Regions from separate parts of the Homo sapiens genome. Here region 2 is linked to region 1. A link is a loop called in an ENCODE intact Hi-C map of the cell type or tissue named here. Cell type or tissue: endothelial cell of umbilical vein. All regions are shown on one strand.

What was found. Peaks named below come from ENCODE experiments on the same cell type or tissue, not always from the same donor. Only the 100,000 strongest peaks of a DNase experiment are listed, where the experiment ranks them.
Region 2: a loop joins it to region 1, with 2.4 times the contacts of the local background. A loop is called at or near these places in 4 of 110 quality-filtered maps.

The regions. Positions count from the first base shown.
Region 1 is chr5:112,992,872-113,000,871 of GRCh38, reverse strand. The region is part of intron 4 of DCP2 (decapping mRNA 2); the gene reads right to left. Among named protein-coding and RNA genes, the nearest start is that of DCP2, 20 kb to the right of the region's middle. In endothelial cell of umbilical vein, a CTCF peak has its summit at 4,679 (motif pointing left); a DNase peak (open chromatin) is centred at 4,651.
Region 2 is chr5:113,077,288-113,085,287 of GRCh38, reverse strand. MCC (MCC regulator of Wnt signaling pathway) reads left to right here. Exons shown (of 19, transcript NM_001085377.2): 9 at 1-124; 10 at 1,098-1,187; 11 at 2,280-2,428. Among named protein-coding and RNA genes, the nearest start is that of DCP2, 100 kb to the right of the region's middle. RefSeq lists enhancers at 2,264-3,463, 3,459-4,380. In endothelial cell of umbilical vein, no CTCF peak of the experiment used is centred here; a DNase peak (open chromatin) is centred at 3,247; H3K27ac peaks cover 1,757 bases.

The DNA.
Region 1 (8,000 bases):
ATATAGAGAACCAGTCCACTGTAGACCTGATTGCTGACATTCAAACACACACAAACTATATATCTTTCCCAGAATAAAATTCTGAAGGCTAGTGATAGAGGTTTCAAGATTTCCCACTCTCCAAATCTTAACATTTATATACAGAAGGTAAGGTAATTAAATCATCAATGATGTGGAACTGACTCATGCAAGCTGTCTGAGCATTCCAATCAGAGTAAAAGTCCAGATGCTTTGGTTTTCCTTTCCTTCGAAACTAAGGTCTAATCTACTGCTTGAGATAGAGCTTAATAATGTTTTTGATTAATAAATTAATCTCGATGGCTTGGATTTATAATTTTAACAATTAAGGCTGGTTTACTTAAAAGTTTACCTATCAATATGTGCAACTGTCTTCAAAGACACCATTAAGATCAAGAATATATTAAAAACTCAGGTAGGGTGTGTGGGTGTGTGTGTGTGTGTGTGTGTGTGTATTAGACAAGTAATTGCACTTCAAAAAAATAGGACTGGGCACAGTGGCTCACACCTGCAATCTCAGTACTTTGGGAGGCCACAGAGGGAGGATCACTTGAGCCCAGGTGTTCGAGACCAGTAATTGCACTTCAAAAAAACAGGACTGGGCACAGTGGCTCACACCTGCAATCTCAGTACTTTGGGAGGCCAAAGAGGGAGGATCACTTGAGCCCAGGTGTTCGAGACCATTCTAGGCAACAGTGGGACTCCATCTATACAAAAAAATGTAGATAAAAATTAGCCTGGCATGGTGGTATACCCCTGTTTTTCTTCTTCTTTTTTTTTTTTTTTTTTTTTGAGATGGAGTTTCGCTCTTGTTGCCCGGGCTGGAGTGCAATGGTGGGCTCCTGGCTCAGTGCAACCTCTGCCTCCCAGTTTCAAGCAATTCTCCTGCCTCAGCCTCCTGAGCAGCTGGGATTACAGCTGCCTGTCACCATGCCCAGCTAATTTTTGTATTTTTAGTAGAGACAGGGTTTCACCATGTTGGCCAGGCTGGTCTCAAACTCCTGACCTCAGGTGATCCACCCGCCTTGGCCTCCCAAAGTGCTAGGATTATAGGTATGAGCCACCATGCCCGGCCGCACGCCTGTTTTTCTAGTTACTCAGTAGGCTGGGGTGAGAGGATCACTTGATCAAAGGAGTTCCAGGCTACAGTGAACCGTGATCACCATCCCAGTGCACTCCAGTCTAGATGACAGAGCAAGACCCTGTCTTTAAAAAAAAAAAAAAAAAGGCTGGGTGCGATGGCTCACGCCTGTAATCCCAGCACTAAGGGGAGGCCAAGGCAGGCTAATCACCAGGTCAGGAGTTAGAGACCAGCCTGACCAACATGGAGAAACTCCGTCTCTACTAAAAATACAAAATTAGCCAGGCGGGGTGGCGCATGCCTGTAATCCCAGCTACTCGGAAGGCTGAGACAGGAGAATCACTTGAACCCCAGGAAATGGAGGTTGCAGTGAGCCGAGATCATGCTATTACACTCCAGCCTGGGCAACAAGAGCGAAACTCCATCTCAAAAAAAAAACAACAGAAAAAGGTTTAAAAAGTAATTTTTATATGTTTCTTAATTCTAGTTTTATAGTTATTTTCTTTAGCTCTGCTCTTTGAATAATGCCTCAAAAATCAGAAATAAGTATACATAGCTAGTCATATGAATCTGCATAATTGGAAATTATGCTAAAAGTAAATTGTATAATCTGAATTCCTCGTGGGCAGAGCCTGTTATCTTTGTGTTACCAACAGTATCTAACTAGATGCTTAATAAAAGAAAGTACTGAAGAAAAAGTAAGGAAGAGTTTCAGATTAAAGGAGACTGAAGAGACGTGTCAATTAAATGCAAATGCAGCAAGTAAGCATGGATTGGATCCTGGGTAGGCAAATGGGTGGGAACTGCTGAATCATAATGGGCAATTAGTGAATGTGAATATGAACTGTCCATTAGATAACAAACAGCACCATATCAATGTTACATTCCTGAATTTGAGAATTTCACTGTGATTGCCCTAAAAGAACTCCTCGTTCTTAAAACATACATGCAGAAGCAATTAAGGACAAAGGGGCATTACGTTTGCAATTTACTCTTAAATAATTCAGCAATAATAAAAAACTCTGCACACACATTTATCGAAAGTAATATAGCAACTATGGTGTAACATTAAAGTCTATTCTTTGAATTAATCTATTCTTCTCTACATACGACACTATCTCATCCTCAATGTAATTTTTATGGGGTCACGTAGCTATGTTTAGTTCTTAGTGCTTTCACTCAACTATGTACTTTGTGCTTAGTAAATGACAGGCACTGTTCTAGGCAGTGAATTTAGTAATGAATAACGCAAGCAGCACCCTTTAAGGAGTTCAGTCTACAACAGAAAAAATTTTAATATGATATAAGTATTATGAGGTAGGAGGAGAGTGCCCAACTCAGCCTTTAGTAGACGTCTTTGAGAGTTGGGGGATGGTCTTCTTTGGTTATGGACAGCAGCCTATTCTGCTGGATAAACTGGAGCTAGGACTTAAAAGATAAATAGGAGTTTGCCAAACCAACAAGAAGAAAAAAGGCCTTCTGTTTAGATAGCCAGGAATGGCTACAGCTTAAGAATTACAAGGGAGGAAGTAGTACAATATGAGGCAAAACAGCAAGGGCCACCAGCACTAAAAGAGGTAGATTCAAACTGTCCAATCAATTCTAAAAGTGATAAAACAGATTTGCCTGTAAAATTAGGCAAGTATTCTCATCAAATATTTGCCAGGAAAAAGTTATAATAGTTGAAATATATAAACAGACACCAAAGACAAAAATTTTTATACCACACCTCCTGTGAATCAAATCTATTGCTGTATTATAATATAGCGTTTAATTCTCCTAGCAGAAGGAGTATCAACTTCTCAAATGTTAGCAGATAAAAATCCACAAATAAAATTTTTTTTAAAGTGTTACCCAAAGGGCCAGGCTCGGTGGCTCACACCTGTAATCCCAGCACTTTGGGAGGCCAAGGCTGGTGGATCACGAGGTCAGGAGTTCAAGACCAGCCTGGCCAACATAGTGAAACCCCATCTCTACTAAAAATACAAAAATTAGCCAAACATGGTGGCGTGCGCCTGTAATCCCAGGTACTCGGGATGCTGAGACAGGAGAATCACTTGAACCCGGGAGGCGGAGGTTGGGGTGCAGTGAACTGAGATCGCACCACTGCACTCCAGCCTGGGTGACAGAACAAGACTCCGTCTCAAAAAAAAAAAAAAGAAAAAGAAAAAGAAAAAGTGTAACCCAAAGAGCAGCAGTGTACAAAGACAATGAAATCCTGTCTATAATCTTCATCCTATAAGCCTACAGGAAGAGGCAGAATAAACTGACCAATAGTTGCTTTGTATTAATTCTATTAAATTATATAAGTGCACATGAAAGTCAGTTTCATTACACTAAAACACTGCTTTGCCAAATAATAAGGAACGATATATTAAATCTTGAAACCACAAGTGAACAGCTAAGTATTATTCGCTTATTCTCAAGAAAGTTGATGTTTCACCACAAATCACAACAAAAATACAATTGAGATTATTATGCCTTCGACAATATCTAGAAAACATCTTTGTCCTGTTAAATAGAACTTATAGGAGGCCACGGTATGGACTGCATTCCCACACTAGGCCCCAACAGACCTAAACAAAATGGAATTACTCATGCTAACATTCCATGTCACCAAACCAAAACTAAGTTGTTCTCCTAACCTTCAAGATATGTGGAGAAAAAGAGCTAATAGCCAAATCCCAAAACAGACCAGTTTCAGTTAGCATGATAAGGAAGTCCCCTCTGCTTTAACCTTTAGAAGAAAACTAACTTTGAAACGCCAATGTACATTTGGTTTTTGGTTCTGCTTTCCTCAGCTCTTTTCTGTCTTTAAAGCCTACCTCCTTTGCTCAGCCATTGGAATGCTCATTTTATTTTATGGAATAAAATGTTGCATAATTCTAAAATTGCAAATAAACCCATTGCAATCTTTAAATTTGTTGTGATTTTGTCTTTTGACAGTCCTAAATCTATTTCACTGAATAAACTATCCAGAAATAGTCAAATTAACAAAGGTGAGCCAAAAGGTCAAATAGAAGATTGGAAATTACTAATTAAGATTGCCCCCAAAAAAAAGGTCTGCTAAAAAGAGGTCTGTTCTTAGCTCTCTATTGATAATTACTTACACCTTCTCCCTAAGTAGCTTGTCTGCCACTGCTGCTTTAGGCTTAGCCCACAGACCCTTCCCTGTTTGAGGATGTGTCAAATTCTGCTACAGTGTAACAAAACACCTCTGGAATGCCAATTATACTAAAATAACAACATTAATATAACTGTATGAATGCCATAATAAGCTAAATAAAAATGCTATTAGCAACTTAAAATTGTAAGCACCCATGGTAGAACTTAAATGTATGTAACTTAAATGCAAGAAAAAAAAAGTGCTCAAAACATCAGCCTAAGTCTAATCAGTAGCTAGAAAATTAGAACAAAATCTCTCCTCATCTGTTAATACAAGTGGAAATGAAAAGGAAAAACGAGGCATTAATAAACTATGAAGAATGGAATAACCATCTGGTTTACAACTGGTAATGTCACTCGGTCAAGCCGTGCAGCTTCTTTTATACCGCAGCACCACCAAGTGGCAGAAGGACAAACTGCAATTCTAGCTGAATACTTTCATCATTCAAAAAAGGCCACTGCTATGGACTAAATTATGTCCCCTCACCAAAAAAATTCATATGTTGAAGCTCAACCCCCCATGTAACTGTATTTGGAGATAGGGCTGTGAGGAAGTAATAAAGGTCAAATGAGATCCATAAGGGCAGGGCCCTAATCTGACAGGGCTGGTGCCATTTTTACAAGAGGAAGAGACACCAGATCTCTCTCTGCATGTACACAAGAAGGGTATAAGTGTGCTCAGCAAGGTGTTAATCTATAAGTCACCTTGCTCTTGGACTTCCCAGCGTCTAGAACCGTTGCAAAATAAATTTGTTTAAGCCACTCCATCTGTGATATTTTGTTATGGTAGCCCTCACAGACTAAAACAGCAACACTTCACCCTAATCCCAAACTTTACGACAAAGTCGGTCATTTAAAAATCAAAAGTCAAACTTGCCTTTAAAAATCCTAATCCAAAAATTTACTGAAATTAAAGTTCCTTAGTCAGCTATAAAAGGACATCATAGAGATCAAAAAGAATGTTTAGAGGTTAGAATTTTTATTATGAAAACGAAAAAATTCTCCCTGAAATTAAGAGACTACGGCTCTTCAGGATGCCTGTGCTTCCCTCAAACCAAGACAAAAACCTAAAATGGAACTGTTTTGTTATTCCAACCAATGTAATATCCTCTTCCTGACCTGGACAACCACCTTACTGCCGTTAGACCAGTCTAATCCCATGTACAGAGCTACAATCAATTCCTCTAAGCAGGATACTGCTGATTTCTATTTTCTCCTTCCTTATAAGCAAGAGAACTACAAAGTTTGAGGAAATAAAAGGGAGGACTTTTACAATTGGTCCGTCTCATTTCCTACCATCTACAGAAAGAAAAGCTAAGCTCTTAGGTGATATGGCAATTCCTCACATTCTCACCAAACTGCTTCCAATTTTAAGAGTTGTGTATTAACCTTCATTTACTCATACACAACAGCTTTGTCTATAGGCTGTTGTAAATAATAGCTTGGGCAAGCTGTTCCATATCAAATTTAAAATACAGCATTTTCAATCATTTTTTGATTCTATTACAAAGTGAATAACCACTAATGGTTTTTCTATAATAAACCACCACCAGCAGTTTGTAAAAATTTTAACTATTATCCCTCATTAATAGTTACACCCAAACTTAAAGTAGGCAGTAAACATTGTTGCAGGAAATCGAGTCAAACATACACAAGGCAATGAATTCTAATGAAATGTGCCACAAAATCCATACTACCATTTCAAACAGTCTTAAATTCATCAAATCACTACCACCTTAGAATTTTTTCCTTAAAGATATTACTTCTAATGGACTTGAGTGAATCTTCTTAAAGGTCTTTATGTCTTACAGAGGTTAAGTGACTAAAGTCTCTAGGGTACTGGGTAACAAAATGTATGCTAGAACAAAAATCTTTCAACTCCTAGGCCAATCTGCTTTCCCTTATATCATACTTCCTATTAGTTCAACTTCTCAAATCTCAAGAATAATTGTGTGATACATGATAAATTGTGTGATAAATGGTAAGAAATAAGAATACGGCAAACAATCCATCACAAGGTATTATATAATAGTGAACAGTAAAGACAATAACTGCTATTGAAGTTCAGAGACTAACACTACTGTTTGCTAGAGCTGACTGGTAAGATTTTAAAATAGAATTTTAAGTAAGAATGAAGGCTGGGCACAGTGGCTCACGCCTGTAATCCCAGCACTTTGGGAAGCTGAGGCAGGAAGATCACTTAAGCCTAGAAGTTCAAGACCAGCCCGGGCAACACAGTGAGACCCCACCATTAAAAATAAAAAAAAAATTAGCTGGGCATGGTGGCATGCAACTGTGGTCCCAACTACTTGGGAGGCTGAGGCAGGAGGATTGCTTGAGCCCAGGCGGTCGAGGCTGCAGTGCACTATCATCATGTCACTGTACTCCAGCCTCAGTAACAGAGCAAGACCCTGTCTTTAAAAAAAAAAAAAAAAAAAAAAAAAGAAAGAAAAAAAGGAATGAACTTCAAAGAACATCCATTCTAAACTTCATTTTAAGAAACTAAGGCCCAGTCAAGCACGGTGGCTCGTGTCTCTAATCCCAGCACTTTGGGAGGCCGAGGAGGAGAGATCACTTGACCTCAGAAGTTCAAACCCAGCCTGGGCAACATAGACTTTGCCTCTATAAGTAAATAAATAAATAAATAAATAAAAATTAAAACTATGATGTTGCCACTGGACAACAAAGCGAGATCCTACACCAAAAATAATTGTATGTGTATGTGTTCATATTTATAAACACACACACATAGATACACATACACACACACACGAGAGAGAGACAGAAAAGAAACTTAAGCCCTATACACAGAGTTAGTTGGTGGCGGTGGCAGTGGCAGTCCTTCAGGGAAAAGGGATTTAAGCTGGGTTTAGAAACATATCTAGATAGGAGCTGAACAGAAGGAACAAGAGAGGACATTCCAGGTAGGAAAATAACAGTAAAAAAAATTTTGGTTTTTTTTTTTTGGTTTTTTTTTTTTTTTGAGATAGTGTTTCACTCTTGTTGCCCAGGCTAGAGTGCAATGGTGATCTCGGCTCACCGCAACCTCTGCCTCCCGAGTTCAAGAGATTCTCCTGCCTCAGCCTCTCAAGTAGCTGGGATTACAGGAATGTACCACCACGCCCAGCTAATTTTTTGTATTTTTAGCAGAGACGGGGTTTCTCCATGTTGGTCAGGCTGGTCTCGAACTCCTGACCTCAGGTGATCCGCCTGACTCGGCCTCCCATATTCAGGCGTGAGCCACCGTGCCTGGCCATAACAGCAAAAATTTAAAGGCCGAAACAAATCAATCAAGTTCAAGAGAGAGAAAATAAATTGTTTTGACTGAAAATATGATAAATTCAGAAATGGTTAAGATTTGTGTGGGGGAGAGGGGACAGAGTTTAAATACTTAAAGAATTAAACTTTATCCTATAGGCAGTGGAAAGCCTTACTGGGTTTTCAGCAACAAATGTCAACTTCTTAGAAAATCCCAAATTGTGCACTTGTCAGGAAGCCAAGGCTATAAACATAAAACAAGGATTATAACAGCCAAAATGTTTTACCAATAGGAAATCTAATTCTAAAGGGAAAGGTGGGAAAAATATCATCAAAGAAAGGAACAAGAGATAATACAAAATGGACCATTAAAAAAAATGGGAACAGATAAGAATAAATGAAAAGAGATGTGGATAAAACAATCAACAGTGATTTAAAAAAAAAAAAAGTAAGTTACTTCATGCACTCAAGTTCTGGA
Region 2 (8,000 bases), 84 kb before region 1:
ACAGAGCGTGCAGGCCACAGGTCCCTCCAGCCCTGGCCGCCTCACTTCCACCAACCGCCCGATTAACCCCAGCACTGGGGAGCTGAGCACAAGCAGCAGCAGCAATGACATTCCCATCGCCAAGGTGAGTTCCTGGGGATGGACCCGATGAGCGGGAACACCTCCTGTTATCTGGAAGCACCAGGCTCATCCTAGCCACTGTACAGGCATGCCCTTAGCTGAGACAGCACAAGGGGCTTCCCCTGGGACCTTACGCAGGCCTTCTATGCAGGAGCTGCAAGGAGAGATAACCCACTAATAGTTTTAAGTCTCTCTCAGCTGCAACCTGGACGCCAGCTCTCATTAATCAGCCAGCTGGAGAATGTCACAGCTGACAAGTCATTATGGAGAGTGAGACGTTTTGTCAAGTGCTCCAGTACTTCACAGTGGACAGAGTTGCTCTCAAAGACTAAGGTTCAGCCCAGTCAGGGACCTTGAGTAATGAACCAATGATCTCCCCACTCACAAGACTGACAGCTCTGCCACAAAAAAAGAAAAATAGATTATGATGGACAGGCTGTGGCAGCTGTGAGAAGTAGCCCCACTGACTCACTGCCACAGCCCCCCAGTACCTATGTTGAGTCTGTCTCAGATGATTAAAATTATGCCTGTTGGCTTGCCTGGTAGCTCTGCTAGCCACCACAATAAGGTTGATTCTTAACTATCAAGTTTAATAAGTTAGGTTAAACCAGTGTTTTCTAACCAGAAGTGATTTCATCCTCCAGGGGACATTTGGCAATGTCTAGAGACATTTTTGATGGTCACAATTGGAGTGCTACTGGCATCTTGTGGCTAGAGGCCAGAGATGCTGACAAATGTCCTACAATGCACAGGACAGACCCCCATAAAAAGAATTATCCAAGCCAAAATATCAGCAGTGCTGAAGTTGAAAGGCCCTGGCTTAAGCTGGTGGTAGAAAAATTGGACGTGAGCTGTTCTTAAGTTCTTTAATCATTTAGTTGACATGGCTAAAAAGTAGCCCTGTATAAGCGTAGTCCCAACAGTTTATCTGAGGAGTGGTGTGTAGTTTTCTATAATGTTTTGTTTTCTTTTTTAAGATTGCTGAGAGGGTGAAGCTATCAAAGACAAGGTCCGAATCGTCATCATCTGATCGGCCAGTCCTGGGCTCAGAAATCAGTAGCATAGGGGTGAGTGTTCATGAGAAGCAAGGCAAGAAAGTACCCGGCAGAGCTACACAGACAATGGATTATAGATGACAGAAGAACTTCCAAAGTCTATCTCCAATAAACCAGTTAGTTATAATAGTAAATCATACCTGATTTCCTTCCAAAGGATTAAATTAAAATGTATGATGATTTCCATCCATATGGTGAATTACTTCTTCAGCTTTAAGGGAGATTTTTTTTCCTTTCCTTGAAACCATTCAGAAACAAATGATTTAGGTCCAGTTCTTGGTGATATAGATGAAAGTCTTGAAGTATCTGTCTTATATCACCCTGCTACCCCAGAGACCAAGAGCTCTAAAATAACTTTGTCTTTTGCACATCCATCTTGAAAGGGGATGTGCTTTCCACTGAGGAGGAATGTTGTCTTTGAAGCCTAGCCCAGTGGTGGGAAAGACCAGAACCTTCACTTTAGTTCCAGAGTTTTCATTTGTGGAGTCTGGAAACCCCCTGGGACTGTAAGAGCTGATGGATGGTGAAAAGGAGTAGTTTCATTTCTTTAAGGGATCTTTTAGGATTGGGGATGAGGCTTAGAGAGCCAGCTATTTGATCCTCAGAGGCAGAGAGAGCCTGAATAGCATTTTAAGGCCCTAATTTAGAATTTTACACTGAGCAAAAATGCATGCATTCAGATTCTGTGCCAAAGCCAAATTGTGAAAATGAAGGAGTCAGCCCCTCTCCTGGGCTACAGAAACCAAAAACAGTGGCCTGGAGTGGCAGGGAATTCAGGATAGGGGAAAGAAATCCTGACTCTGTTCCACATTCAGAATTTAAGGAACTCCAAGAAGGCATGATCTCCCCATCCTGGCTGCCCAGCACCACGTGCTTGGGGAAGGAGCCATATTTTGATCCTGGTTTTTTTTTTCTACTGCTTTTATAGTATTTAATAGTTAGCTTTTCATACTAGGATTCTATCCTACAAACTGAGAACCTTCAGGGTAACCATCCTCCCAGTCCCCGATTCTCACGGAATATCAGCTTTAAATTCTTTTGCATGCAAAACATGCATCTCTGAAATGATATGTTCCAAAGGGGAATTAATGCTTCTTTTTGCAGGTATCCAGCAGTGTGGCTGAACACCTGGCCCACTCACTTCAGGACTGCTCCAATATCCAAGAGATTTTCCAAACACTCTACTCACACGGATCTGCCATCTCAGAAAGCAAGATTAGAGAGTTTGAGGTGGAAACAGAACGGCTGAATAGGTGAGGAGAGATCGTATCGATTTGATTGTGGGGCAGGGAGGAGGTGCTACTCCTCACTTCTCTTTCCAAAGATCTGTTCAAGGTGGCTTATGTATTGTGACATAGAGCAGTACCGTCAGGCTGGTGGGGATGGAAGTTCCTACCACCTTGGTCATCAGAGGAGTGCTCACAGCAGTCTGAGCTGCCATCATGGCTGTGACCTGGCATTCACATGGGCCTTATGCTTAGAAAGGTGCCATACTTGCTTCACTGCTCTGCTGTCAACGTTTTAAATTCTTAATATTGTTAAACAACGGACCCCACTTTTTCGTTTCACACTGGACCTTGCAAATTACATAGTGAGTCCTGGGAGCAGTCCCTACAGAATGGCAAGTAGGTCACAGGTGGCTGCCAAGCATGCAGGCCTGTGCTGCAGAGAACCACAGAAGGGAGTTCTGGAATGTTGAGTCAGCATCCTAGAGGCACTTGGAGCTACTGGAAACAGCACAGGCAATCTGGTAGAGCCATTCCTGGCATCGACCAGGCATGCTGATTTAGATCATCTTCCTGATGGTTGCCTAGTTTTATTTATGTTCTTCGCAAATGTGCTCAGTCTTGGATCCCTACATCCTATCCTAACTGTCCTACCTAGAGTAATTTTACCATATACCCCATTTTATGGATTCTTTTCAAGTCTTACAAAAGAGGTAGTTTCAGTTTGCCCTTTTGCCTGTTGGCAAAGACTCTCTTATGTGTCATGCCAGTGATGAGGGAGTTGCTAACAAAGCAAAGGAGAATGACCAGGGCAAAACCATGGAAACCACTTGGCCTCAGAATTGGTTCTGCAGTGGCAGAATGGACTGTTGAGTCACATCCGAGTGTGGTGTGGCTGCCTTGACCTACCAATCTTTAGTGGGAGAGCATTGTAAGAATTTGAAAGACTTATGAGCTAACCAGGAAGAAATAGGGATACCGTTCCCCATCCGCTGTTGCTTAATTCCATTCCTCTTGTGTATGGCAAACCAGAATAAATTGAATTATCATGTTAGTCCTGCCTGATTGAAGCTGTTTAATACAGTTCTTGAGAACTAAGGTAAATTGGCAATCTAGGTCATTTTAAATCTTGAAATTAAATGGTTTCCTTATTAAATCCAGAATACTTAAGAGTGATAATCCTGGTGATTACTTAGTGGCAGTAAAGAAGCAGTCTTTTCAGTATCACTGCCCTGGGAGTGCTTAAAAATTGAATCAGATATGCCCTTTGCAATTTAATGAAGTCAGATGCCTTCAGGGGGACCTCGATTTAGTGAGGATCTCCTCTCTACAGATTCTGGGCTTTAACAAGTTGGATCTGTGGCTGACCTTGAATAGGGCAGTTGCTTTCTACTCCGTTATATACACCCAGGAGAGACCAAAGAAGGGGGAAATATTTTGCTGGTAGCTGATGTTATTATGGTGTTTAACAGCTTACAAAGGGCTCTCGCAGACAGCCACTTAATCCTCAGCTTGTGAGGGTAGAGTAGTCCTGTTTTGCAAATGAGAAAACAAAGGCTTTGAAGTCCCAAGTTGAGTGACTTGCCTTAAATCCAGAGCTATTAAGTAGCTGAGACAGAATTCCAACCCTTACCCTTTGACCTCACCTCCATTGTCATCTCTGTGATCCTAGCTGCTGCGGGAACCTGGGGGTTCTTAGAAATAAGCTACCAGTATATCCTGATGTCTGCTATTCTAACTACCTCAAAGTTGGAGGCCTATTACTCTCAAAGTATGTTAGCCTTTAACTTCATGATTGGCAGGGGAGGGGGGGTCATCCCTACCCACCAAAATGTTTTCCTTCTTTAGCAAATCTGTGTTAAGCATCTGCTATATGCTAGGCTATGTGGCATGCAAAGCAAAGTAAAACAGAAAGGGTCCCTGCTCTCATGGAGCTTATATTCTGTTAGGGAAAATAGACCAAAGAGAAAACAAATAAGATGATAAGAAAGATCCAAGAAGGAAATAAATAGGACACCAACAGAAGCTCTGGGAGGGGTGATTTTTCTTTTTTCTTTTCTTTTTTTTTTTTGTTGTTGTTGTTAATTATACTTTAAGTTCTAGGGTATATGTGCACAACGTGCAGGTTTTTTACATAGGTATACATGTGCCATGTTGGTGTGCTGCACCCATCAACTCATCATTTACATTAGGTATATCTCCTAATGCTATCCCTCCCCGCTCCCTCCACCCCACGACAGGCCCCGGTGTGTGATGTTCCACACCGTGTGTCCAGGTGTTCTCATTGTTCAATTCCCACCTATGAGTGAGAACATGTGGTGTTTGGTTTTCTGTCCTTGTGATAGTTTGCTGAGAATGATGGTTTCCAGCTTCATCCATGTCCCTACAGAGGACATGAACTCATCCTTTTTTATGGCTGAGTAGTATTCCATGGTGTATGTGTGCCACATTTTCTTAATGCAGTCTATCATTGATGGACATTTGGGTTGGTTCCAAGTCTTTGCTATTGTGAATAGTGCCATAATAAACATACATGTGCATGTGTCTTTATAGCAGCATAATTTATAATCCTTTAGGCATATGCTCAGTAATGGGATGGCTGGGTCAAATGGTATTTCTAGTTCTAGATCCTTGAGGAATCACCACACTGTCTTCCACAATGGTTGAACTAGTTTACAGTCCCACCAACAGTGTAAAAGTGTTCCTGTTTCTCCACATCCTTTCCAGCACCTGTTGTTTCCTGACTTTTTAATGATTGCCATTCTAACTGGTGTGAGATGGTATCTCATTGTGGTTTTGATTTGCATTTCTCTGATGGCCAGTGATGCTGAGCATTTTTTCATGTGTCTGTTGGCTGCATAAATGTCTTCTTTTGAGAAGTGTCTGTTCATATCCTTCACCCACTTTTTGATGGGGTTGTTTGATTTTGTCTTGTAAATTTGTTTGTTTATAGATTCTGGATATTAGCCCTTTGTCAGATGGGTAGATTGTAAAAATGTTCTCCCATTCTGTAGGTTGCCTGTTCACTCTGATGGCAGTTTCTTTTGCTGTGCAGAAGCTCTTTAGTTTAATTAGATCCCATTTGTCTATTTTGCCTTTGGTGCCATTGCTTTTGGTGTTTTAGTCATGAAGTCCTTGCCCATGCCTATGTCCTGAATGGTATTGCCTAGGTTTTCTTCTAGAGGTTTTACGGTTTTAGGTCTAACATTTAAATCTTTAATCCATCTTGAATTAATTTTTGTTTAAGGTGTAAGGAAGGGATCCAGTTTCAGCTTTCTACATATGGCTAGCCAGTTTTCCCAGCACCATTTATTAACTAGGGAATCCTTTCCCCATTTCTTGTTTTTGGCAGGTTTGTCAAAGATCAGATGGTTGTAGATGTGCGGTATTATTTCTGAGGGCTCTATTCTGTTCCATTGGTCTATATCTCTGTTCTGGTACCAGTACCATGCTGTTTTGGTTACTGTGGCCTTGTAGTATAGTTTGAAGTCAGGTAGCATGATGCCTCCAGCTTTGTTCTTTTGGCTTAGGATTGTCTTAGCAATGTGGGCTCTTTTTTGGTTCCATATGAACTTTAAAGTAGTTTTTTTCCAATTCTGTGAAGAATGTCATTGATAGCTTGATGGGGATGGCATTGAATCTATAAATTGCCTTGGGCAGTATGGCCATTTTCACAATATTGATTCTTCCTATCCATGAGCATGGAATGTTCTTCCATTTGTTTGTTTCTTCTATTTCGTTGAGCAGTGGTTTGTAGTTCTCCTTGAAGAGGTCCTTCACATCCCTTGTAAGTTGGATTCCTAGGTATTTTATTCTCTTTGAATCAGTTGTGAATGGGAGTCCACTCATGATTTGGCTCTCTGTTTGTCTGTTATTGGTGTACAGGAATGCTTGTGATTTTTGCAGGTTGATTTTGTATCCTGAGACTTTTCTGAAGTTGCTTATCAGCTTAAGGAGATTTTGGGCTGAGGTGATGGGGATTTCTAAATATACAATCATGTCATCTGCAAACAGGGACAGTTTGACTTCCTCTTTTCCTAATTGAATACCCTTTATTTCTTTCTCCTGCCTCATTGCCCTGGCCAGAACTTCCAACACTGTGTTGAATAGGAGTGGTGAGAGAGGGCATCCCTGTCTTGTGCCAGTTTTCAAAGGGAATGCTTCCAGTTTGTGCCCATTCAGTATGATATTGGCTGTGGGTTTGTCATAGATAGCTCTTATTATTTTGAGATACGTCCCATCAATACCTAGATTATTGAGAGTTTTTAGCATGAAGAGCTGTTGAATGTTGTCAAAGGCCTTTTCTGCATCTATTGAGATAATCGTGTGGTTTTTGTCTTTGGTTCTATTTATATGATGGATTAACGTTTATTGATTTGCATATGTTGAACCAGCCTTGCATCCCAGGGATGAAGCCCACTTGATCATGGTGGATAAGCTTTTTGATGTGCTGCTGGATTTGGTTTGCCAGTATTTTATTGAGGTCTTTGCATCAATGTTCATCAGGGATATTGGTCTGGAATTCTCTTTTTTTGTTGTTGTGTCTCTGCCAGTTTTTGGTATCAGGATGATGCTGGCCTCATAAAATGAATGAGGGAGGATTCCCTCTTTTTCTATTGATTGGAACAGTTTCAGAAGGAATGATACCAGCTTCTCCTTGTACCTCTGGTAGAATTCGGCTGTGAATCTGTCTGGTCCTGGACTTCTTTTGGTTGATAGGCTATTAATTATTGCCTCAATTTCAGAACCTGTTATTGGCCTATTCAGGGATTCAACTCCTTCCCGGTTTAGTGTTGGGAAGGTGTATGTGTCCAGGAATTTATCTGTTTCTTCTAGATTTTCTAGTTTATTTGTGTAGAGGTGTTTATGGTATTCTCTGATGGTAGTTTGTATTTTTGTGGGATCAGTGGTGATATCCCCTTTATTATTTTTTATTGCGTCTATTTGATTCATCTCTTTTCTTCTTTATTAGTCTTGCTAGCGGTCTATCAATTTTGTTGATCCTTTCAAAAAACCAGCTCCTGGATTCATTGATTTTTTGAAGGGTTTTTTGTGTCTCTCTTTCCTTCAGTTCTGCTCTGATCTTAGTTTTTTCTTGCCTTCTGCTAGCTTTTGAATGTGTTGGCTCTTGATTTTCTAATTCTTTTAATTGTGATGTTAGGGTGTCGATTTTAGATCTTTCCTGCTTTCTCTTGTAGGCATTTAGTGCTATAAGTTTCCCTCTACACACTGCTTTAAATGTGTCCCAGAGATTCTTGTATGTTTTGTCTTTGTTCTCATTGGTTTCAAAGAACATCTTTATTTCTGCCTTCATTTCATTATGTACCCAGTAGTCATTCAGGAGCAGGTTGTTCAGTTTCCATGTAGTTATGCAGTTTTGAGTGAGTTTCTTAATCCTGAGTTCTAGTTTGATTGCACTGTGTTCTGAGAGACAGTTTGTTATAATTTCTATTCTTTTCCATTTGCTGAGGAGTGCTTTCCTTCTAACTACACGGTCAATTTTGGAATAAGTGTGATGTGGTGCTGAGAAGAATGTATATTCTGTTGATTTGGGGTGGAGAGTTCTGTAGATGCCTGTTTGGTCTGCTTGGTGGACAGC